2 separate regions of the Homo sapiens genome follow, and region 2 is linked to region 1. The links are chromatin loops, found by intact Hi-C in ENCODE. Cell type or tissue: testis. All regions are shown on one strand. Links, peaks and the distances in the headings refer to the core of each region. The heading gives the core; the rest is flanking DNA.

Region 1 (12,148 bases), core at 2,375-10,374:
TGCCCAAGCTGGTCTCCAACTCCTGGGTTCAAGCAATCCTCTTGCCTCAGCCTCCCAAAGTGCTGGGATTACAGGCATGAGCTACTGCCCTAGGTTGTACCCAGCTCTTCAGACCAGGTCTCTACTCCTATTCTCTTCCTGAAAATAAACCAGTTCTTGCTTTTTTTTTTTCTTTTTTCTTTTTTTTTTTTTTTTTTGAGATGAAGTTTCGCTCTTTTTGCCCAGGCTGGAATGCAATGGCGCAATCTCAGCTCACTGCAATCTCCACCTCCTGGGTTCAAGTGATTCTCCTGCCTCAGCCTCCCGAGTAGCTGGGATTACAAGGTGCATGCCACCAAGCCCAGCTAATTTTGTAATTTTAGTAGAGACGGGGTTTCACCATGTTGGCCAGGCTGGTCTCAAACTCCTGACCTCAGGTGATCCACCCACCTTGGCCTCCCAAAGTGCTGGGATTACAGGCGTGAGCCACCATGTCCGGCCCAGTTCTTGATGTTTTAAAGGACATCTGTTGCTTCCTGATCTGGATGCTGGTTCCACAAGTGTGTGCAGTTTGTGAAAATCCACCAAGCTGTATACCCACGTGGTGTTCACTTTCCTGTATGTAGATAAAACTTCAATAAAAAGCATTTTTAAAAATAAGGTTACCACCTTTGTGGTGAACATCTTCTCAAGTGGCATTTTATCTTAAGTTTTACTTGCAAGAATTTATTTCACCAATCTGAATCCTATCTTAATAATTCCCCCTACTGTGTTGCTAATTGCTACAAATAATCACTAGATTTTCTCTCAAAACCACAGAAAGAAATCATTTTTAAGTCAGTGTACTTTCATACATAGATCATCTCTGTTTGAAACAGATTTTGTTCTGAAAGTTTGTTTGCAAGATGCTGGTTTGCTTGGCCAGGCACAGTGGCTCACATTTGTAATCCCAGTGCTTTGGGAGGCTGATGTGGAAGGACCACTTGAGGCCAGGAGTTCAATGCCAGCCTGGGCAACATAGCAAGACCCTGTTTCTACAAAAAAAAAAAAAAAAAAAAAAAAAAGATGCTGATTTGCAACTTTTAACATAAGTTCACCAGAATAAAAAATGTTAAGCAGTATTTATGTTCCTAAGCCTGAAGCATATTAAACCCCTTTATAGTTGAATTAAAACAAAACATTGCCAAGTCCTGAAGCCTTTTATTATTTCAACATATTAAGCTCTGAAGCCTCTCTGAGCCGTGTGTCCTGCCCTCTGGTCCCCAATCACACCGGGACCGTGGTCCCCTTCCCCTCCTCTGGTCCAGCAACTCTGCCCTGACTGGTCTCTTCCACTCCCAGGAGCACAATCAAGGAATCGTTGCCTGAGGTCTAGAGTTCTTAGTCCGGTTCAATTTCAGAGTCAAATACAAGACTAGCCAGCTAGGCAACCACCCAGAGCACCCTTAGAAACTCATCTCAAAACTAAAGTGATGGGGAAATGCATTTCCTACTTCTTTTCTCAAAATAGTTGGAATAGCCTGAAAAACTGCTTGGAGTTGAGGGTGCAACCCCAAGAGGTGTGCTCAGGGAAGGACACGTGGTCTCTGAACTTCTTTTAGGGAATGTGGATCTTGTTTACCAAAGACTCGTGTTTTCTCAGTTGGGTATCCATGTTTGGGGCCTGAGCTGAACTGTTCTAGGAAAAAGAGAGCAAAAAGGCAAATCATGCCTATCTAATCATTCTATAATGTCACGATGCTATAAAGTAAGGTTGTCAAACTATGGCCCACGCATGGCTGAATCCAGCCCGCCACCTGGTTTTGTAGGGCCATAAATTGAGAATGGTTTTTACATTTTATTTCATTTTATTTTATTTTATTTTATTTTATTTTATTTTATTTGAGAGGGAGTATTACTCTGTCGCCCAGGCTGGACTGCAGTGGCATGATCCCGGCTCACTGCAACCTCTGCCTCCCAAGTTCAAGCGATTCTCCTGCCTCAGCCTCCCAAGTAGCTGGGATTACAGGTGGTTTTTACATTTTTTAATGGTTGAAAAAAATCCAAAGGAGGAAAATATTTTATGACATGTGAAAATTATATGAAATTCAAGTTTCAGGTTTCACAAATAGCATTTTATTGGAACACAGTCATGCCCATTCATTGACATGTTGCCTATGACTGCTTTCTCGCTGCAACATAAAGTTGCAACCAAGCCTAAAATATTTTCAATTTGGTCTTTACACAAAAAAGTTTGCCAACTCCTACTAGACAGAAAGGTAGTTCAGAGTAAGAAGGGGCATGTAGACCTGGGGTCAGGCAGGCTTGGGTTTGGCTCCAATGTCTGCCACTTAAATGTGTGACCTTGGGGCAATTACTTAACGTCTCTGACCTTCGGTTCCTTTGACAACAAAGTCAACTATGCATAGTGTCTACAGCACAGACTCTGGAACCATACTGCCTTTCAGCCCCACTGGCTATGTGATCTCATAAAGGTCACTTAACTTCTCTAAGCCCCTCTTCCCTAATTGTAAATAGGCAATAATAACGGTGCCTACCTGGTGTGAGTTGGTTGATGGTATTATTTTTAATAATAAAAATTAAAATAAAATAATGATACCTACCTTACAAGGTGGTTGTACAGAATTAAATGGGTAGTGCATGTAAACCACATTGAATAGTGCCTGGCACAGAGTGAGTACCGTAGAAGTATTTACCATTATTATAATTTACCTTGAGGGGTTGTCGTAAGATGGTTCTGAGCTAGTGTATGTCATGAGCCTAAAACAGTGCCTGGAACAAAACAGGTACTAGCAAATAGTAGCTGCTATGATGATGATGATATGAACCAGTACTACAGACACACAGGAGAGGGAGCATTAATTCTCGAGATGGGAGAAAGGAGTGGTGATTTGGGAGCCCCGCATTTAAAAGGTGACAGCTGATCTGTAGGATGAGTAAGATTTTGATAAGCAACAGAGAAGAAAGGCTTTGGGGGTGGGGAGAAGCATGTGCAAAGGCCCAGGGGCATGAAAATACATGTTTGATTTGGGGAAGTAGAAGAAGTTCAGGGAGGTTGCACTGTGGGCTGCTCAGTGGGGAGCAGGAAGTGGCCGGTGGAGGGATTATGGGAGATGAGCCTGTGATTTTATACAATCCAAGGTTGCCTTCTGCTCATCAGCAGCCACAGCACACTATTAGCTCCAGCTGACTCCAGTTAAAATCAGTTAACAGTCAATTAAAATCCCTGGGTCTTTGGCACATAAAATGTTACTAGCCAGGCACAGTGGCTCCTGCCTATAATCCCAGCACTTTGGGAAGCCAAGGCAGGAGGATCACCTGAACCCAGGAGTTCAAGACCAGCCTGGGCAACATGATGAGACCCCTGCCCCCCGCCTCCGGTGCCTCACCACCAAGTCTATACTAAAAAAAAAAAAATTAGCCAGGCATGGTGGAGCATGCCTATAGTCCCAGCTAGTTGGGAGGCTGAGGCAGGAGGATTACTTGAGCCCAGGAAGCTGAAGCTGCAGTAAGCCATTATCACACCACTGCACTCCAGCCTGGGCAACAAAGCAAGACCCTGTCTCAAAAAATAAAAAAACTGTTACCAATCCATTCTCTTTTAACTTAAATGTTACTAACCTCTTTGAGCACCTACTCTGTGTCAGGCATTGAAGCCAAGTTAAAGAAAACACAGCTTCTGCCTTCAAAAAAACTTACAGTCTAATGGCAACACCAGACATAAACTTCAGCAAGGATCTGAGGGAGGAACAAATAAAGTGCCAACAAAGGGAAAAAGGTGCTACCTGCAACTAGCAGGAATCAAGGAAGGCTTTGTGGAGGCCATGGTATTAGAACATGACCCTTAAAACCACTGAGCTTGAGATGCACAGAGAAGAAAGAGAAACATGAGCAATGAAGGAAAAACCTAGGGCACCTAGAAGGGTGAGAGGCAGCTCAGTTGGGCTAAAAGGCGGAGCCCAGAATGGGAGATCAAGCTGGGCTGTAGGAAGCTCATTCTTGTGGCAGGTTAGGCTGGATTGCAGGTGGGAAAGACCAAAGAGGCAAGTGGGAGGCTCCTGCCGTTGGGATCAAGGATGACTTTATCCAGAGCAGATGCTGTGAGACAAGAAAGAGGGAGAGAAGCCCCAGCAACATCCACGAGGCGGAACTGACACGCAGGCCTGAAACAAGGTGATTCTGAGGCTGTAGGCCTGGGGGCCTGGGAGAAGCTGCTGGCAAACATAGGCAGCACCAGAGGAGAGAGACAGATCTGTGAGATCCATGAAGAGGTGGGTGTTTCCCACTGGGGGGCCTGCTGAAGAGACAGAGCGCTTTCAGGAGAGCCACAGGCTGCCGTCATATGACAAGGCTATCGTTTACTGAATGAAGGGGAAGAGAAGTGGGGTAGCCAGGGTCATCTTCCTCTCCCATGAGCTTTGACATGAAATCTTTAGCTAGAAACATGTTCTCTTCTATGTTATGTATAGCAAAAAAAAAAAAAAAAAAAATCACCTAAGAATAGGTGGGTCTTGCACAAACCAATTTGCTCCTATATTGAAATCCATTAACATAACATCGTACGGGTCTATTCACAGACACAGGAAAAGGCTTCCTAAGCTAAATGGGTGGAAAGCAGGTTTCAAAATGGCAGGTTTCAAAATGGCCTGTACAGGAGATTCCAGAGCTGTGAAAATGTCTAGAGTGGTGCCCACTGGCTTGTCTCTGGGTCCTGGGGTTGTATGTGATTCCCATTTTCTTCTCCTTGCTTAAGTGCATTTAAAAATGTGTCCACGATACGCATGTGCTATTTGCGCAGTTTTGAAGAAGTGCTTCCTGTATGTTGTTTTGTCTTTTTAATGTGGTCTCAGAAGGGAACAAAAAGGCTGGGCTGGTCCCTTGAAGCTACAGAAAATTTCTGTGAATCCCTATCAGTGACTCTGAAAATTTTTCTAGGTCTACACTGCTGAATTCGTTTACAATTCCTAGAAGCACTAACTCCAACTTCTGATTCCCTTTTAAAGGTCTGTTTCATTCTCTCCTCCTTGCAAAGGAGATGAGCAAAGCTGAATAATTCTGCCTCCTGAATCACAGCTGTTCATAGCTATCCTCAGCCCCAAGCCACCTCTTCTTTCTTCTTACTCATAAGAGTTTTAAAAGTCCAGGCTGAGAGCCAGGCGCGGTGGCTCACGTCTGTAATCCCAGCACTTTGGGAGGCTAAGGGGGGTGGATCACTTTTAGTAGAGATGGGGTTTTGCCATGTTGCGGATAGTCTTGAACTAGCCGCAACATGGCGAAACCCCATCTCTACTAAAAACACAGACAAAAAAAATTAGCTGGGCCTGGTGGCCTGTGCCTGTAGTCCCAGCTATTCGGGAGGCTGGGTCAGGAAAATCGCTTGAACCTGGGAGGCAGAGGCTGCAGTGAGCTGAGATCACACTACTGCACTCCATCCTGGACAACAGAGGGAGGCCTGGACTCAAAAAAGTCCAGGCCGGGTGCCATGACTCACACCTGTATTCACACACTCTGGGAGGCCAAGGCAGGTGGATCACTTGAGGTCAGGAATTCTAGACCAGCCTGGCCAACATGGCGAAACCCCGTTTCTACTAAAAATACAAAAATTAGCCCGTCATGGTGGTTAATAATCCCAGCTACTCAGGAGGCTGTAGCAGGAGAATCGCTTGAACTTAGGAGGCAGAGGTCGCAGTGAGGGGGGATCGTGCCACTGCACTCCAGCCTGGATGGCAGAGTGAGACTCCGTCTCAAAAAAAAAAGAAGTCCTTTTTATATTCTTTTAGATATTCAAATAAATATGAATATGGCCTGGGTATTAGATGACATTTAAGAACTATTGCTAATTTTGTTAGGTGATAACTGTATTGTCAGGTCCTTATTTATCAATCAATTTGTCAATTGTATTTTAAGGCCCTTATCTGATAGAGATGTTGATGTATTGATGAGGAAAATCAATAAGATGTCAGGGATTTATTTTATATTATTCCAGAAAACAAGCAAAAACAATGGATAAAGTAAGATTGGAAAAGTGTTAAGAACTATTGAGGTTGAGTGGTGGGTATACAGGGGTATATTAGCCTATTCTCTCCTCTTTGGTGTAGCTTCAAAACTTTTCGTGTTAAAAGTTTTAAAGCGTGGGGGCTTTTGTTTTCTTTCTTTCTTTTTTTTTTTTTTTTTGAGATGGCGTTTCACTCTTGTTGCCCAGGCTGGAGTGCAATGGCAAGATCTCAACTCACTGCAACCTCCACCCCCAAGGTTCAAGCGATTCTCCTGCCTCAGCCTCCCGAGTAGCTCAGACTACAGGCATGTGCCACCATGCCAGCTAATTTTGTACTTTTAGTAGAGACGGGGTTTCTCCATGTTGGTCAGGCTGGTCTCAAACTCCCGACCTCAGGTGATCCACCCTCCTCAGCCTTCCAAAGTGTTGGGATTACAGGTGTGAGCCACCGCGCCAGGTCCCAAGCTGTAGTTTTATTCTTACTCTCTGGTTATAGAGAAAATGCAGAAAAGCATCACCAAAAGAGAAAAGTATACTTTACGCTATAGTGACTTTTTCAAGTATTTGAAGGCATGTTCATGGAAGTGGCAAAAGGATGACAGCACAGAGGCTTAGAGCCTGCCTCCTGGTGGAGGGATATGGAAGAGGAAAGCCACAGTCCTGGGTAAGGATTCCCAGACAAGTCAGGGAAGAAAATCTTGCGCTTCAATACAGACTCTACCTGCAACTCAGTAAGACATCACTATCTATTCCTGGGAAGTAAGGGCCATCTCTAGAACATAAGCCAAAGGAGGCCAAAGGAGGCCCCTGAGATGACCCAAACTCAACTTTCTAACTGGTATCGTTACCTTCACTAACTTCCCTCGGCCCTCCCTGGGTAGAATTCTGCAGAATTAGCTCTTTGCAAAAGAACAAACGTCATAATGAAAATACCTTAAAAAGAAAAGAAACTCAAGAGTGAAAATGCATTACCCACACGAAACCAGATGAGAAGTCAAAGTAACTCTGAGAGTGAGGAAGACCCTCTGCCCTGGGGGTTCTTGTTGTCTGAAAAGGTGAGGGGGCTTTGGAGGTTTCTATCTTAGTATTTTGTGTTTTCCCCTTAGACGTAAACGTAGCCTTTGTCTGTGAAAATATGAAATCTGCCTGATGTCTGGATAGACCTCCACCAAGTTCAAGATACTTCCCAGCTGTAAAGCACCATCTCTGACTAAGAAAACCATCACATCTCAAGGTTCCCCCCATCCCCAACCCCAGAACCACCAACCACCACCACCATCCAACACACATATTTAAGCCATTGGTGGTGGACAGCATTTCCTGCTTTTACTTGCTGGTCCAAACAGATTGAAGATGACCTCCCTATTGTAACTTCTCTCCTCATTTTTTCCAGACCATTTCTATATATCCTATTTTCTGATTATAAAAGTAGTACATACACATTATAGAACATTTCGAAAACACTGATCCAAAGAAGATAAAAATCAGTTACCACCTAGAACCAAAAGCTGTAAAATATTAGCATACATTTTTCTGGGGTTTTTTATTCAGTGCATCATTTTTTTCCAAAACTAAGAATACCATACTTTATATGCAGTTTGGCATCTTGTTTTTCTTAATTTAACATTTAGGTCTTAATTTAACATTCTATGTCAAGATTCTTGACATAGAAAATGGCTGCATAAAATTTCATTATGTAAATATAGCATCATTTATTTAACCAATTGCCTACTGTTGGATAGTTTAATAATTCCTTATTTTCACTATAGCAACATTGAGTGAATATTTTTAATATAAATATATGATTATTTCTTTAGGATAAATAGATATGAGAGCAACTGCTGGAACAGAAGAGATAAAAAATTGAACCAATTTATATTCCATGTATGGGCCTATCACTGCATCTCTCTATCAACTCTCACTGGGTATAATATTTGCAAGTTTGACTTGTTTTCATTTGCATTTCATTTACAACTGGTGAAGATTAAAATTTTCTCATCTGTTTCTTGACAACATATATTTTTTCTTTTGTAAGTCATCAGTTTTACCTACTTTTCCAGCAAGACGGTCATTGTTTCTTAATGACTTTTAAAATCCTTTTAGAGATTAAGGATATTAATCTTTTATGATTAAATGTGTTGCAAATATATATATATATATAGTGCCCAGGTATTCTGGGAATTCCCCAGATTCCTGGTACTCCCCCTTCACTGAGCAAACCCTAAACAGAATGTAAAGTAGCATGTTCCCTGCTGCGGAAAAAAAACTCAGCATGATGAGATGCCTGAAAGGTCATCTAATTCAACATACTCATTTCTCCCATGAGGAAACCAAGGACTTGAGAGAAGTGGTTAAGCTGCTGGGGGCCCACACGAGGCCCAGAAACTGAACCAGCTGAGTCAGCACACTTTCCATCTACACAGGATTTTTTCAGATACACATTATGCCTACATTGTATAGCCCATACTTAATTTCCTTAATATTTTAAGCACAATGCTCATATAGCTAGATAGACATGCCAAATTATTCACACAGTAGCAACCTTTATTTCTTTGCCTTTTTCCCACAGAAAGATTTTATTGTGTACTGATGGCTTTTTACTCAAAAGGTAGCTGTCAATGTTTTTTGTTTGTTTTTGTTTTTGTTTTTTGTTTGCTTGTTTTCAGAGTCTCACTGTCACCCAGGCTGGAGTGCAGTGGCGAGATCGGCTCACTGCAACCTCCACCTCTCAGGTTCAAGTGATTCTCGTGTCTCAGCCTCCCGAGTAGCTGGAATTACAGGCATGCACCACCACACCCGGATAATTTTTGTATTTTTAGTAGAAACGGGATTTCGCCATGTTGGCCAGGCTGGTCTCGAACTCCTGACCTCAAGTGATCCACCTGCCTTGGCCTCCCAAAGTGCTGAGATTACAGGCGTGAGCCACCACACCCAGCCACAGCTCCCAGTTTTAATATAAAAATACTTTTTAAACACCTGTTCCCTTTCTCATCCACTTCCTTCGAGATGGATCATCTCTTTTTAGGAGAAATCATTAAGCTTTCCAGCATTCTCTAGAAGTAGGATAACCCCTTAACTTGCAGATTGCTTAAGCTATAAAAGAAGTCAAGGCATTTAATAATTTGTTCTGGATATGCAGCCCAGAGCACTGGAAGGAGTGAGGTGATTTAGTTTTAGTTTCAGTGTGTAAGGCTGCCGATATGCAATTGTTTGCAAAGGGCCCATGTTGTGGAGTTGACAGTCACGGTTAGATATTTTTTTCTTTTTCTTTTTTTTTTTTTTTTTTTGAGATGGAGTTTCACTCTTGTTACCCAGGCTGGAGTGCAATGGCGTGATCTCGGCTCACCACAAACTCCACCTCCTGGGTTCATGCGATTCTCCTGCCTCAGCCTCCCAAGTAGCTGGAATAACAGGCATGCGCCACCACACCCAGCTAATTTTGTATTTTTAGTAGAGATGGGGTTTCTCCATGTTGGTCAGGCTAGTCTTGAACTCCCGACCTCAGGTGATCCGCCCGCCTCAGCCTCCCAAAGTGCTGGGACTACAGGCATGAGCCACCGCACCCAGACAGTCACGGTTAGATTTTCATCTCCCTTGCTGAGCAGCAGTATAACCTTGGGCAAGTCACATAACTACAACTGCAAAATGTGAATTAATCATGCATCGTTTGCAGGATTTTTTTTTTAAGGCAACTGAAAAGAATCTATCTCCCATGCCTAGATGAATGCCTGGCCCTTAGCAGATAAGGATAACAATAAACACATTTGCCAGACGCTGTTTGAAGTGCTTTATAAAAATTACCTCCTTTAATCATTACAACAAGACTGCATGTGGTCAATATCATTTTTGTCTCATTTTTACAGCTGGGGGAACTAGGGCACAGAGAAGTAAAGTACCTTGTCCAAGATGACAAGCTAATGAGAAGAGATGCTGGGGTTCAGACTCTGGCAGTCCAGCCTCTGAGCCCATTCATAGGTCTCTACCTCCCCTCTCCCTACCTCTCTCTTAGTGAGAGCCTGCCTATCCTTCAAACCTTGATGAAACTGAGCAATCCTAAAACAGTGGCAGAGGGTGAGGAAGAAAGGCCGGAAATACATTTTTCTGCTGGTGGGTGATTTCCTTCTTACTACAAGCCTGATTTCTTACAGCATTTTAAAGATTCTTCCTCAGTCAGACACTCTCACACACCATTTGATGAGCAGAAGACCACCATCTTTGCAGAGCGCACTTGAACAGAATCCAGCGGCGTCCTTCGTGTATTTGACACCCACAACTGATCATCTATCAACCTCTCTCCTCTAGGTGACAAAATTATTTTCCTAGCAATGCGTAAGAATCAGGAACAGACTGTTTATTTTTTATTCCTTCTTTAGCTTTAAAAGAAACAAGTTACTTTTTTTTTTAATTGAACTTTAAAAAAATCATTCAGGTCAGGTGTACTGGCCGACATCTATAATCCCAGAACTTTGGAAGGCCGAGGCAGGAGGATTGCTCAAGGCCAGGAGTTTGAGACCAGCCTGGGAAACACAGCAAGATTAGCCGGGTGTGGTGGTGCATGCCTGTAAGTCCAGCTACTTGGGAGGCTGAGATATGAGAATCACTTGAACCTGGGAGGTGGAGGTTGCAGTGAGCCGATTTCGCCAGTGCACTCCAGCCTAGGTGACAAAGTGAGACTGTCTGAAAACAAACAAACAAAAAACAAAAATGAACAAACATCTCTACCAAAAAGTTCTTTTAATTAGTTGGGCATGGTAGCATGTACCTGTAGCCTTAGCTACTCAGGAGGCTGAGACAGGGAATGGCTTGAGCCCAGGAGATCAAGGCTGCAGTGAGCCATGATCACAACACTGCACTCCAGCCTGGATGACAAAGTGAGACCCTGTCTCTAAAAAATAATAACAATAATTCAGTAAGATATTTCATGTATGAATTAAAACTTGCACTTACCAATCAGCATTAATTATACTTTGTAGTTTGCATTCTCCTTTGTTGTTTCAAATTTAAATACAAAACTCTGAGAGAATAACGGAATTGAGGTAACTCGAGTTCTGTTCCGGGGTTTCTACAATCACTGTGCTATCATTGTTTATGTCTAATCTGCAGCTTAAACTCAGGACTATGCTGTGCCATAGAAGCTGAAGATGCAACTTGGCCCCAAAGCTCTAGTGAAAGCTGTACACACCATTAAGAACTTACTCTGACTTTTTCACTGCCAGCGCATGGTGATAATAAAAAACAGACCCACACTGGTTTTATTACTGTTTTAAAATTCTATATAAATGATATACCCCCTTACTTCCTGTACTTAGGGGGGACCCCTTGCACCACTCCATCCTTTAAGTCCTTGCCAGTATCTATTAAACTTTTAAATGCGGAGACCTTTTAATCCAGCAATTCCAATTCTTTCAACACGTTGTACTGATGTGTCTACACAAGTAGTCAAGATATGCAAGAATTTCCATTGCTACATTATTCACGACAGCAAAAAAAGAACTGGAAAGATCTGAAAGGTCCATTAAGACGCAGGGGTTAAATTAATTATGCCATATCCATTCGATAGAATCCACTCAGCATTAGAAGGAATTAGGTCAGCCTGTTCGTATTGCCCAGGAAGGGTATGATATACAGACATACCTTACAGATATCGCGGGTTCAGTTCCAGACCACTGCAATAAAGTGAATCTTGCAATAAAGTGAGTCACACAGTTTTTTTTGTTTCCTAGTGCACATAAAAGTTATGTTGGCCAGGAGCAGTGGCTCGAGCCTGTAATCCCAGCACTTTGGGAGGCCGAGGCAGGCAGATCACCTGAGGTCGAGAGTTCAAGACCAGCCTGACCAACATGGAGAAACCCTGTCTCTACTAAAAATACAAACTTAGCCAGGCATGGTGGCACATGCCTGTAATCCCAGCTACTTGGGAGGCTGAGGCAGGAGAATTGCTTGAACCCAGGAGGCAGAAGTTGCAGTGAGCCAAGATCGTGCCATTGCACTCCAGCCTGGGCAACAAGAGCGAAACTCCATCTCAAAAAAAAAAAAAAAAAAAAAACAAGTTATGTTTACACTATACATGATGTCTAAAAGTATACATGGCTTAATTTAAAAATATTTTATTGCTTAAAAATGCTAACAATACAGCCTGGACAACACAATGGGACTCTGTCTAGATAAAAATTT
Region 2 (12,148 bases), core at 2,658-10,657, 180 kb after region 1:
TAAAAAAAAAAAGTCTGGATAATGCCAAGGATAGCTTCCTTATTCCCAGGATAATCCTCCTTCTTTGAGTGTGATAGCAACAACAATTCTGTGTCTTCGTGAGAAACTTTACGGGAAGCCATACCTCTTGTCTGTAAGCATGTTGTGGGAGCTCCAGCTTTATGTAACTGTAAGTTTTCTTTTTCTTTTTTTTTAATACGGAGTCTAGCTCTGTTGCCCAGGCTGGAGTGCAGTGGCGCGATCTCTGCTCACTGCAACCTCCACCTCCCGGGTTCAAGCGATTATCCTGCCTCGGCCTCCCAAGTAGTTGGGATTACAGGCGCCTGCTACTACAGCTGACTAATTTTTGTATTTTTAGTAGAGACGGAGTTTCACCATGTTTGTCAGGCTGATCTCCAAACTCCTGACCCCAGGTGATCCACCGACCTCGGCCTCCCAAAGTGCTGGGATTACAGGCATGAGCCACCGCACCCAGCCAAGTTTTCATATCACTTGCCTATCACTTGCCAATAGGGAAACTATACATCCTGTAACCATACCTGCTAACATTCTTCTGTCAGTTATATTACTCCTCTATTTGAGACAATCACACACCTCACAATACATCCTTTCCAGGGATGTTGAACCATTGGCTAACCTAGTCATTCACTTTCATTTGTGTTTACAACCCAACCCAAATGCCCTTTTATCCTGTAAAGCTTTTCTGGATGCCCCAAATAGAACGGTTTATTTATTTATTTATTTTATTTTATTTTTTTTTTTTTTTGAGAGTCACCCAGGCTGGAGGGCCGTGGCATGATCTTGGCTCACTGCAACCTCTGTCTCCCAGGTTCAAGCAATTCTGCCTCAGCCTCCCAAGTAGCTAGGATTACAGGTGTGTACCACCACACCTGGCTAATTTTTTTGTATTTTCATAGAGACAGGGTTTCACCATGTTGGCCAGGCTGGTCTCAAATTCTAGGCTCAAGTGATCCTCCCACCTTGGCCTCCCAAAGAGAATGATTTCTTCTATGCCCACAGCAATGTCTGTGTACTTCTCTTAATTGCAGTGATGATTATTTGTTGGTCTGTATCTTTGCTAAAACTGTGAACTCTCTTCCCCTAGACAAAATATGTATCCACAGTAACTAGAAAACATACCTTACACATTGAAATGTACTAAACTCCTTTTAGGGTACCTTCCTAGCTTACAATTTCCTAGTCAGTTGTACCCTCTTCCCCCAATTCTACAGGACCAGACTCCAGGGTTTTGAAAAATCACTCTACTTCCTTCACCACAGTTAACCAAGAGTGGGTGTTTTAATCCAATTAGTCTCTTCCAGGGAAATTTTAGAATTGGGACAAAGACCATTAGTAAAATCAAAATACAAATAATAAACAAGAAAAAATGCAATTCACATCGGAGACAAAGGGCTGATTTCTCTAATATACAAACATGTAGAAATCAATAAGGAAAAGACTAACGACCCAATAGTAAAAAATGGACACATTATAAAAAAGACTGCTCACAGAAAAAGAAATACAAATTACTCTTAAGCATATTTTTAAATTACATATGTGCAGCATTGTTTGTAATATAGCAAAAGATGGGGGAAAAACCTAAATGCCCACCTACAGGGAACTGGTTAAATGCAGTATGTTAGATGAAAAGAGCAGAATGCCACAATATAAGAGGATGATGTCACTCTAAATGTTCATACTGCACCATCTCCAAGATATATTGCTCACTGTGTGTATGGTATGCTGCCATTAGTGTAAAAAAAATGGAGAGGAGGAAAAGATAGATAAATATAGATAGGTAGGTAGGTAGAAAGATATGATGATGGATGGGATGGATGGGATGGATGGATGGATGGATGGATGGATGGATGGATGGATGGATGGCTTTTATCACATATACATAGAATATCTCAAGAAGAAGATAGAACAAACTGCTCCATTAATTGCTTTTGAGAAAGCAAATGGTGGCTAGAGGAAAGAGGATGAAGAGACTTTTCACTGAACCAATTTTATATATTTATTTATTTTTCATGACAGGATCTTGCTCTATTGCCCAAACTAGAGTGCAGTGGCACGATGTCAGCTCATTACAGCCTAACTTCTAGGGCTCAAGCTATCCTCCTGCCTCAGCCTCCCAAGTAGCCAGGACTACAAACACAAACCACCATGCCAGGCTAATGTACCAATTTTTTTTTTTTTTTTTTTTGAGGCAGTATCACTGTGTCGCTCAGGCTGGAGAGCAGTGGCGCAATCTCGGCTCACTGCAACCTCCACCTCCTGGGTTCAAGGGATTTTCCTGTCTCAGCCTCCCGAGTAGCTGGGATTACAGATGTGCACCATCACGCCCAGCTAATTTTTGTATTTTTAGTAGAGACAGGGTTTCAATATGTTGGCCAGGCTAGTCTCGAACTCCTGACCTCAGGTGACCCACCTGCCTCGGCCTCCCAAATTGCTGGGATTACAGGCGTGATCCACTGCACCCGCCCTTTTTTTTTTTTTTTGAGACGGAGTCTCGCTGCGTGATTCTCCTGCCTCAGCCTCCCGAGTAGTTAGGATTACAGGCACACGCCACTACACCAAGCTGATTTTTTTTTTTTTTAACAGAGTCACGCTCTGTCACCCAGGCTGGAGTGCAATGGCACGTCTCGGCTCACTGCAACCTCTACCTCCTAGGTTCAAGCGATTCTCCCTGCCTCAGCCTCCAGAGTAGCTGGGATTACAGGTGCCTGCCACCATGCCAGGCTAATTTTTGTTTTGCTTTGTTTTGTTTTGTTTTTTGAGACAGAGTTTTGCTCTTGTTGCCCAGGCTGGAGTGCAATGGCACGATCTTGCCTCATTGCAACCTCCACCTCCCATGCTCAAGCGATTCTCCTGCCTCCCAAGTAGCTGGGATTACAGACATGCGCCACCACGCCTGACTAATTTTGTATTTTTAGTAGAGACAGGGTTTCTCCATGTTGGCCAGGCTGGTCTCGAACTCCTGACCTCAGGTGATCCGCCCACCTCAGCCTCCCAAAGTGCTGGGATTACAGTCATGAGCCACTGCGCCCGGCCCTAATTTTTGTATTTTTAGTATAGAACAGGGTTTCACCATGTTGCCCAGGCTGGTCTTAAACTCCTGACCTCAAGTGATCTGCCCACCTTGGCCTCCCAAAGTGCTGAGATTATAGGCGTGAGCCACCACGCCAAGCCCCAATTTTTTTTTTTTTTTTTTTTAATTTGTGACAGAGTCTCACTTTGTTGCCCAGGCTGGAGTGCAGTAGTGCAATCTAATCTCACCTTGCAACCTCCACCTCCCAGGTTCAACCCCTCCTGGGTTCAAGTGATTCTCCTGCCTCAGCCTCCTGAGTAGCTCGAATTACAGGCACGCACCACCACACCCAGCTAATTTTGGTATTTTTAGTAGAGATGAGGTCTCACCATATTGACCAGGCTGGTCTCGAACCCATGACCTCAAGTGATCAGCCTGCCACGGCCTCCCACAAGTGCTGGGATTACAAGCATGAGCCACTGTGCCTGGTCTTAAAAAAAAAAGAAAAGAAAGAAGAAAATTTTAATTAGCTGGGCACGGTGGTGTGTGCCTGTAGTTCCAGCTGCTTTGGAGGCTGAGGTGAGAGGATGGCTTGAGCATCCAGCCTGGGCAACAGAGCAAGACCCCATCTCTTAAAAAAAAAATCTATTTGCTGTGTAAAAATAAATAGCATTTAAGTAAAAATATAAAAGATTTGCGATTCTCAGTTTCTTTGTGCTGCTGAGCTTGTATAGGATTAACTCAGGAGTTGGAGGCAGCTATATTCTACGTCAGGCCAGGGTAGCAGAGGAAGCTGCTCGAGAGAGAAGAAACAAGCAGAGAAGAGATATTGGAGAGATGGAGAGAAGATAATGTCTGGGCTCTCAACAACTTGTTTTTGGCCTTTCCTGGGGCCAGCTACATCTCTCTCCTTGGTTTCTTCGAAACATCCCTATATTCTTATAATAAATCTCTCCTTTTTTGGCCTAAGCTAACTTGAGTTGTTTCTTGATAGTTGCATCCAAAGAAATCTCACTGTCATAGCAGGTTTTCTTTTTTGTTTTTGTTTGTTTGTTTGTGACAGGGTCTCGCTCTGTCACCGGGGCTGGAATGCAGTGGCGTGATCTCGGCTCACTGCAACCTCCCACCCCTAGGTCAAGCGATTTTCTTGCCTCAGCCTCCCAAGTAGTTGGGATTACAGGCATGCACCATCAGGCTCGGCTAATTTTTGTATTTTTAGTAGAGATGGGTTTTTGACATGTTGGCTAGGCTGGTCTTGAACTCCTGACCTCAACTGATCCACGTGCCTTGGCCTCCCAAAGTGTTAGGATTACAGGCGTGAGCCACTGCGCCTGACCTCATAGTAATTTTTCTGTAAATGCTTGTTAAAAGGAAATGTAAAGTTCTTTGTAATGAAATTATTTAGGTTCTCAAAATTTGATTGTACTTTAAAAAAAAAAATCTCCTAAATTGAGGGAGGCCAGCTCCAGAGGTGTCGTTAAAGACATTCACCCTAAGCTAAGGTGGTGTTTGTTCATGGAAAATATGAGCTGGGCCTGGGGCCAAGTAACACATTCCACCCACTAGACTTTCCTCTCAGTCCCTGCCTAAGAAGTTAGACTTTTCAATGTTTGGTGATGACCTGCCTGAAAGATAAATGCTGAATGTTGCTAAATAGAATGGAGTTTGAGGAGTGTGAGACATTTTTGTTTGGTTTGGTCTGGTTTCTGTTTTGAAAGGAAAGGCGTTAGGGCCAGGGCAAGAGCACCAATCCCAGGGTAAAGAGTCCTTGTGATAATTATTTTAGTACATTCAAATATGGGTTTCCATTCTAGCTAATTCTGCAAGACTCAAAAAAAAAAGAAAAAAGAAAAAGGAAAAAAGATATATGTTTCCAAGTTCTAGGACTACTTAAACCTTTGAGGCTAATACCTTTCTGAAGGCAAAGTCCATTTCTCTGTCAGTGTTTTCAACGCTATAGATAGTACTATCCTCTTACTATTTATTTTATATTATTATTCCCAGTACTGAACAGACGGAAAGTACTTAGGAAAATCCTCAAAGTCCCAGAATGGTATTCATAAGGCAACTCCTAGAGTTCAATAGCCTGCAAATGAAGTTAAATATATTAAATATATTTTATATAAGCATGATATCATAATGCTCCAAAAATATCATACACTCCAAAAAATGACAGAATGGCAGCAAAAAAAGCTGCATATATGTTTATGCTTTTTTTTTTTTTTTTTTTTGAGACAGTCTCACTCTGTCTCCTGGACTGGAGACTGGCATGATCACAGCTTATTGCAGCCTCAAACTCCCTGGGCTCAGGTGATCCTCCCACCTCAGCCTCCTAATAGGTGGGACCACAGGCATGTGCCACCATACTCAGCTAATAATTATATTTTTTGTAGACACAGGGTTTTGCCGTGCTCCCTAGGCTGGTCTCAAACTCCTGAGCTCAAGCAATCTGCCTGCCACAGCCTCCCAAATTGCTGAGATTACAGGCGTGAGCCACTGTGTTCGGCCTGTTCACACATTTTTTATGTAAGATGAATTTAAACTGGATGATAAAATTGTCTCTCATGTGAAATAAGTCAGAATAATTGCATTATAAATACTAAGGTTAAAAAAGCGTAATTTATTTCTATCATTGAAATACCATTGAAAAATTGAATAACATTATTTAAATACCAGGAACCAACCATACCATTCAAGCAATATTTCTTGAAAATTCATTAGGGATATCATAAAAGTATAAGACATGGCCCCTGTCCTTAAGGAGCTTTGTTATAATTTATGTGAGGTAAGACAGATACAAAGCATCATCATTGTTATTTTTACTAACAGAAGTAGTATGGTGAAGTGGAAAATAATACAGGCTTTTAAATCTTAGGTGTAGATCCATATTTTTAGTTCTGCCATCCCATTAATGTATGATCTCTGCAAAGATACTTAACTGCTCCTAGGCTCAATTTCTTTAATTCTACAGTGGGGATAAGGATGCTAATTTTTTTGTTTGTTTTTTGTTTTAGAAAGGGTCTCACTCTTTTGCCCAGGCTGGGGTGCACTGGCACTATCTCGGCTCACTGCAACCTCTGCCTCTGGAACTCGAAGGATCATCCCACCTCAGCCTCCCAGGTATCAGGGACTACAGGCACATGCCACCATGCCCGGCTAACTTTTGTATTTTTGGTAGAGACGGGGTTTTGCCATGTTGCCCAGGCTGGTCTCAAACTCCTGAGCTCAAGTGATCCACCTGCCTCGGCCTCCCAAAATACTGGGATTACAGGTGTGAGCCACCGCACCCAGCCAGGATGCTAAATTTAAAGGACTGGTTTTTAGCCAGGCTTGGTGTCAAGAGCCTGTAATCCCAGCTACTCGGGAAACTGAGACAGGATAATTGCTTGAACTTGGGAGGTGGAAGTTGCAGTGAGCCAAGATCGCGCCACTGTACTCCAGCCTGGGTGACAGAGTGACAGCCTGTCTAAAAAAAAGAAAAAAGAAAAAAAAAGAACATGTTTTGTTTTGTTTAGTTTTCTTTAGAGATGGGGATCTCACTATGTTGCCCAGGCTGGTCTATGAACTCCTGGGCCCAAGCGATCTTCCCTCATCAGCCTCCCAAAATGGTGGGATTACAGGCCTGAGACACTGTGCCCGGCCAGGACAGTTGCAAGAATTAAATTGCATTATAGATGCAAATACCTAAGTAAACGCTCGATATGTGTCAGGTGTTCGAAAAATACTAGTTTATTCTCCATCTGAATTGAAGGGATTGAATATTTTCTAACTCGTTTCTACTTATTGATAAATAATAGTTTTATTATTGGTGAATTTTAAAATTGAAGTTAGCTAAAACTGCAATCATTTTAACAACCAAAACTTTAATTTTCTCAACACTAAAACTCAATTCCGCGCCAGGCCTGCCAGACACCTGCGCCCTCCTGCAGCCACCGCCACAGCTGCCAGCATGTCTGGCCCAGACATCAAGACGCCGACCGCCATCCAGATCTGCCGGATTATGCGGACGCTAATGTGGCCCGCAATGTCTAGGCGGGACCATCCTGAAGATGATCAAAGAGGCGGGCGCCATCATCAGCACCCGGCATTGCAATCCGCAGAACGGGGATCGCTGTGTGGCCGCTCTGGCTCGGGTCGAGTGCACCCACTTCCTGTGGCCCATGTGCATCGGTGAGGTGGCCCACGTCAGCGCGGAGATCACCTACACCTCCAAGCACTCTGTGGAGGTGCAGGTCAACATGATGTCCGAAAACATCCTCACAGGTGCCAAAAAGCTGACCAATAAGGCCACCCTCTGGTATGCGCCCCTGTCGCTGACGAACGTGGACAAGGTCCTCGAAGAGCCTCCTGTTGTGTATTTCCGGCAGGAGCAGGAGGAGGAGGGCCAGAAGCGGTACAAAACCCAGAAGCTGGAGCGCATGGAGACCAACTGGAGGAACGGGGACATCGTCCAGCCAGTCCTCAACCCAGAGCCGAACACTGTCAGCTACAGCCAGTCCAGCTTGATCCACCTGGTGGGGCCTTCAGACTGTACCCTGCACAGCTTCGTGCATGAAGGGGTGACCATGAAGGTCATGGACGAGGTCGCCGGGATCTTGGCTGCACGCCACTGCAAGACCAACCTCGTCACAGCCTCCATGGAGGCCATTAATTTTGACAACAAGATCAGAAAAGGCTGCATCAAGACCATCTCCGGACGCATGACCTTCACGAGCAATAAGTCCGTAGAGATCGAGGTCTTGGTGGATGCCGACTGTGTTGTGGACAGCTCTCAGAAGCGCTACAGGGCCGCCAGTGTCTTCACCTAAGTGTCGCTGAGCCAGGAAGGCAGGTCGCTGCCCATGCCCCAGCTCGTGCCGGAGACCCAGGACGAGAAGGGCTTTGAGGCCTGGCTCGGTGGCTCACGCCTATAATCCCAGCACTTTAGGATGCTGAGGCAGGCGGATCACTTGACGTCAGGAGTTCAAGACCAGCCTAGCCAACATGGCAAAACCCCATCTCTACTAAAAATACAAAACTTAACTGGGCGTGGTGGCAGGCGCCTATAATCCCAGCTACTCAGGAGGCTGAGGCAGGACAATCTCTTGAACCTGGGAGGCAGAGGTTGCAGTGAGCCAAGATCATGCCACTGCTCTCCAGCCTGGGCAACAAGAGCAAAACTCCGTCTCAAAAAAAAAAAAAAAAAAAAAAAAAAAAAAAAAAAACTAGAACTCAAATATCCAGGATTTTTAATCAGGTAACTAATGTAGATAAGGGGGAAAAAACTAAGAATATACTGATTTATGCCAGGCGCGATGGCTCACGCCTGTAATCCCAGCTCTCAGGGAAGCAGAGGTGGGAGGATAGCTTGAACCCAGGAGTTCAAGACCTGACTGGGCGATATAGTGAGACCCCGTTCTCCACAAAAAGGAAGAAAAAAAAAGACAAAAAAAAAAATAAGCGTAAGAATATACTGATTTACCTGGAAAAATGTTATTTGTAATCCCAACTTGCTCTCTGAATGTAATAATATCACGTAACATCAGTGACTTTTGTTTTGTTTTGTTTTTTGAGGCAGACTTTCGGTCTTGTTGCCCAGGCTGGAGTGCAGTGGCATGATCTCAACTCACTGCAACCTCCGCCTCTCAGGTTCAAGCAATTCTCCTGCCTCAGACTCCCCAGTAGCTGGGATTACAGGCTTCTACCACCATGCCTGACTAATTTTTTGTATTTTTAGTAGAGATGGGGTTTCATCACGTTGGTCAGGGTGGTCTCAAACTCCTGACCTCAGGTATTCCACCTGCCTCAGTCTGCCAAAGTGCTGGGATTACAGGCGTGAGCCATCACACCTGGCCAGCGACTTTTTAATATATAAAACCATGCCTTGGGCTGGGCTCGGTGGCTCACCCTGTAATCCCAGCACTTTGGGAGGCTGAGGCGGGTGGATCACCTGAGGTCAGGAGTTCGAGACCAGTCTGACCAACATGGTGAAAACCCTGTCTCTACTACAAATACAAAAATTAGCCATGCATGGTGGTGTGCGCCTGTAGTCTCAGCTACTCAAGAGACTGAGGCAGGAGAATCCCTTGAACCCGGGAGGCAGAGGTTGCAGTGAGCCGAGATTGAGCCACTGCACTCCAGCCTCAGCAACAGAGCTAGACTCCGTCTCAAAACAACAACAACAAAAACTTGTTCCAAATCAGAAATCAATCATAATTTATAGCATAATGTCATTGGGTTTTCTCATTTTTCTTTTGGCTAAGTACAAAATATAGGAGGATTTGGGCCCGGTGCAGTGGCTCACACCTGTAATCCCAGCACTTTGGGAGTCCGAGGTGGGCAGATCACTTGACGTCAGGAGTTTGGGACCAGCCTGGCCAACACGGTGAAACCCTGTCTCTACTAGAAATACAAAAATTAGCTGGGCATGGTAGAGTGTACATGTAACCTCAGCTATTTAGGAGGCTGAAGCAGGAGAATCGCTTGAACCCGGGAGGCGGAGGTTGCAGTGAGCAGAGATCGCACCATTAGGAGGCTGGAGTGTAGTGCCAATATCTCAGCTCACTCCAGTTTAAGCCTCCTGGGCTCAAGGATTCTCCCACCTCAGCCTTCCGAGTAACTGGGATCAAAGGCACATAGCACCACACCAAGCCAGTTTTTAAATTTTTTGTAGACAAGGATATGGGGTCTCACTATATTGCCTTGGCTGGTCTCCAACTCCTGGGCTCAAAGGATCCTACAGCAGCAGCCTCCCAAAGTGCTGGGATTACAGGCTTGAGCCACCGCACCCAGCCTCAATTTTTTTCTTCTGATTTTAAAGGAAATTGAAACATTTTCATGGACCCTAGGCACTATGGGTATAATTGACCCTAGGCACTGCCTGCTGTGCCTAATGAAGAAGTTGGCCCTGGACAACACTGAACACACTGGACCAAGTAATGCTTAAATCCCAAAGGAAGTGTGTACTCTTGAGGGAAATGAGAGGAAATGAGGCAAGCATACCTAAGTTGTTCTTCCTGATTTACCAATCAGATGAGTTACTCTCTGCCTTGGATTACAATGGATAAAGGGAAAGCAAGGAGTGCATCACTCCAGCTCAACTCACATGAAAGAAAATCGCGGTAGAGAAAAAGCAACCCTCTCTGAGCAATTCTATTCTTAAGGCTGAAATGATTGCATTCGGTTATCGTAATTAGATAACACTGGTCTTTTATGATTACCGAGCTAATTCTTCTTGCTCCAGATTCCTGTTTACCAGAAAATCTGAGGATAACTAGGCTTCCCATGTAGATTATCCTGCAAGGAAAGAATATCTCAAGCAGGCCAGGTGTGGTGTCTCACGCCTGTAATCCCAGCACTTTGGGAGGCCCAGGCGGGTGGTTCACTTGAGACCAGGAGTTCGAGACCAGCCTGGGCAGCATGGCAAAATCTCATCTTTACCAAAAATACAAAACATTAGCTGGGTATGGTGGCTTGCGCCTGTAGACCCAGCTACTCAGGAGTCTGAGGTGGGAGGATGGCTTGAGCCCAGGAGGTAGAGGTTGCAGTGAGCTGAGATCGTATTGCACTCCAGCCTGAGTGACAGAGTGAGACCCTGTCTCAAAAACAAAACAAAAAATCTCAAGCGGCTGATAAATATACAATCTGAATATACAATCTGCTGTCTGGTTACATTTCTTATTATGAGGTAGCAAATTAACATTCTGGTTTATATATTCTCACAAAAGACTGGTTGGCATGAGAATCCATGGATTCATTTAACTCATTCATATAACTGACTTGACCATGTTATTAAACTGGAAATGTTGAGGTTCAAATTCTAAACCATAAAGGCTTAATCCAAGGTACTATAACCTAGCCAGCAAGTTTGTATTAGCTGCAATTCAATTTTCCCATTTTCTAACTACAACACACTCCCCAGTCCTCACACCTTTCTTATAATCCTATGTCCTCAAATTAGCTGAGTGGGGGAATCCGAGGGCACAAAAAAGGAGGAAACATTCCAGCAAAATGTTTCTGATTTTTTCTTTCTTTTTTTTTTTTTTTTTGAGATAGAGTCTAGCTCTGTCACCCAGGCTGGAGTACAGTCGCACGATCTCGACTCACTGCAACCTCCGCCTCCTGGGTTCAAGCAATTCTTCTGCCTCAGCCTCCCAAGTAGCTGGGACTACAGGCACGCACCACCATGCCCAGCTAAATTTTGTATTTTTCGTACAGATGAGGTTTCACCATATTGGCCAGGCTGGTCTCGAACTCCTGACCCTGTGATCCGCCCTCCTTGGCCTCCCAAAGTGCTGGGATTACAGGCATGAGCCACCATGCCTGGCCGTCTAATTTTTCCTGTTTTCTTTTCTCTCTCTCTCTCTCCTTTTTTTTTTTTTTGATGGAGACAGGGTCACTGCAGCCTAGACCTCCAGGACTCCCACTCCCTCCAGGATTCTCTCACCTCAGCCTCCCGATTAGTTCATGCCACCATGCCCAGCTAATTTTTTTTTTTTTTTTAGATGAAGTTTCACTCTTGTTGCCCAGGCTGGAGTGCAATGGCACAACCTCAGCTCACTACAACGTCCGCCTCCTGGGTTCAAGTGATGCTCCTGTCTCAGCCTCCCAAGTAGCTGGGATTACAGGTGCCCGCCACCACACCCAGCTTATTTTTGTATTCTTAGTAGAGACAGGGTTTCACCATGTTGGCCAGACTGGTCTTGAACTCTTGACCTCAGGTGATCCACCGGCCTCAGCCTCCCAAAGTGCTAGGATTACAGGCGTGAGCCACCATGCCCGGCCGTGAATTATTATTTTCTTCCGGGTCTATCGAATGTCAAGGAATTTTTAATGCATGACTGTTCTCCATGGCTCATAATTAAAGAAGGGTTAGTCATTAGCAGCTGGTTCTGTGTAAAGCAAGTCATATCCTTTATGACAAATTATCTCTTGGAAATTTTCATTTAGTCTTAACCACCTCCATGGCCAGACAAGATGTCATCTTGGATCAAGATACGGAAGAACTGGTGACACAACAAAGTTTGTAATGGAGCATGTCAATAGTTATACTCTTTCATCAAACATGTGTTCAGAGCCAGTGAAGTGCTGGTCAGCCTAACAGAATTGGAGGCAGGAAAGTATGATTTAGCTGTGTGC

What was found. Hi-C counts contacts between places; a loop is a spot of excess contacts. Peaks named below come from ENCODE experiments on the same cell type or tissue, not always from the same donor. Only the 100,000 strongest peaks of a DNase experiment are listed, where the experiment ranks them.
Region 2: a loop joins it to region 1, with 3 times the contacts of the local background. A loop is called at or near these places in 8 of 110 quality-filtered maps.

What each region holds. Positions count from the first base shown.
Region 1 is chr4:40,223,640-40,235,787 of GRCh38, reverse strand. The region is part of intron 1 of RHOH (ras homolog family member H); the gene reads right to left. Among named protein-coding and RNA genes, the nearest start is that of RHOH, 33 kb to the right of the region's middle. RefSeq lists an enhancer at 8,210-8,259. In testis, for the core only: a CTCF peak has its summit at 6,607 (motif pointing left); no DNase peak of the experiment used is centred there.
Region 2 is chr4:40,038,968-40,051,115 of GRCh38, reverse strand. It overlaps the pseudogene LOC344967. Among named protein-coding and RNA genes, the nearest start is that of N4BP2, 12 kb to the left of the region's middle. In testis, for the core only: no CTCF peak of the experiment used is centred there; no DNase peak of the experiment used is centred there; H3K4me3 peaks cover 955 bases.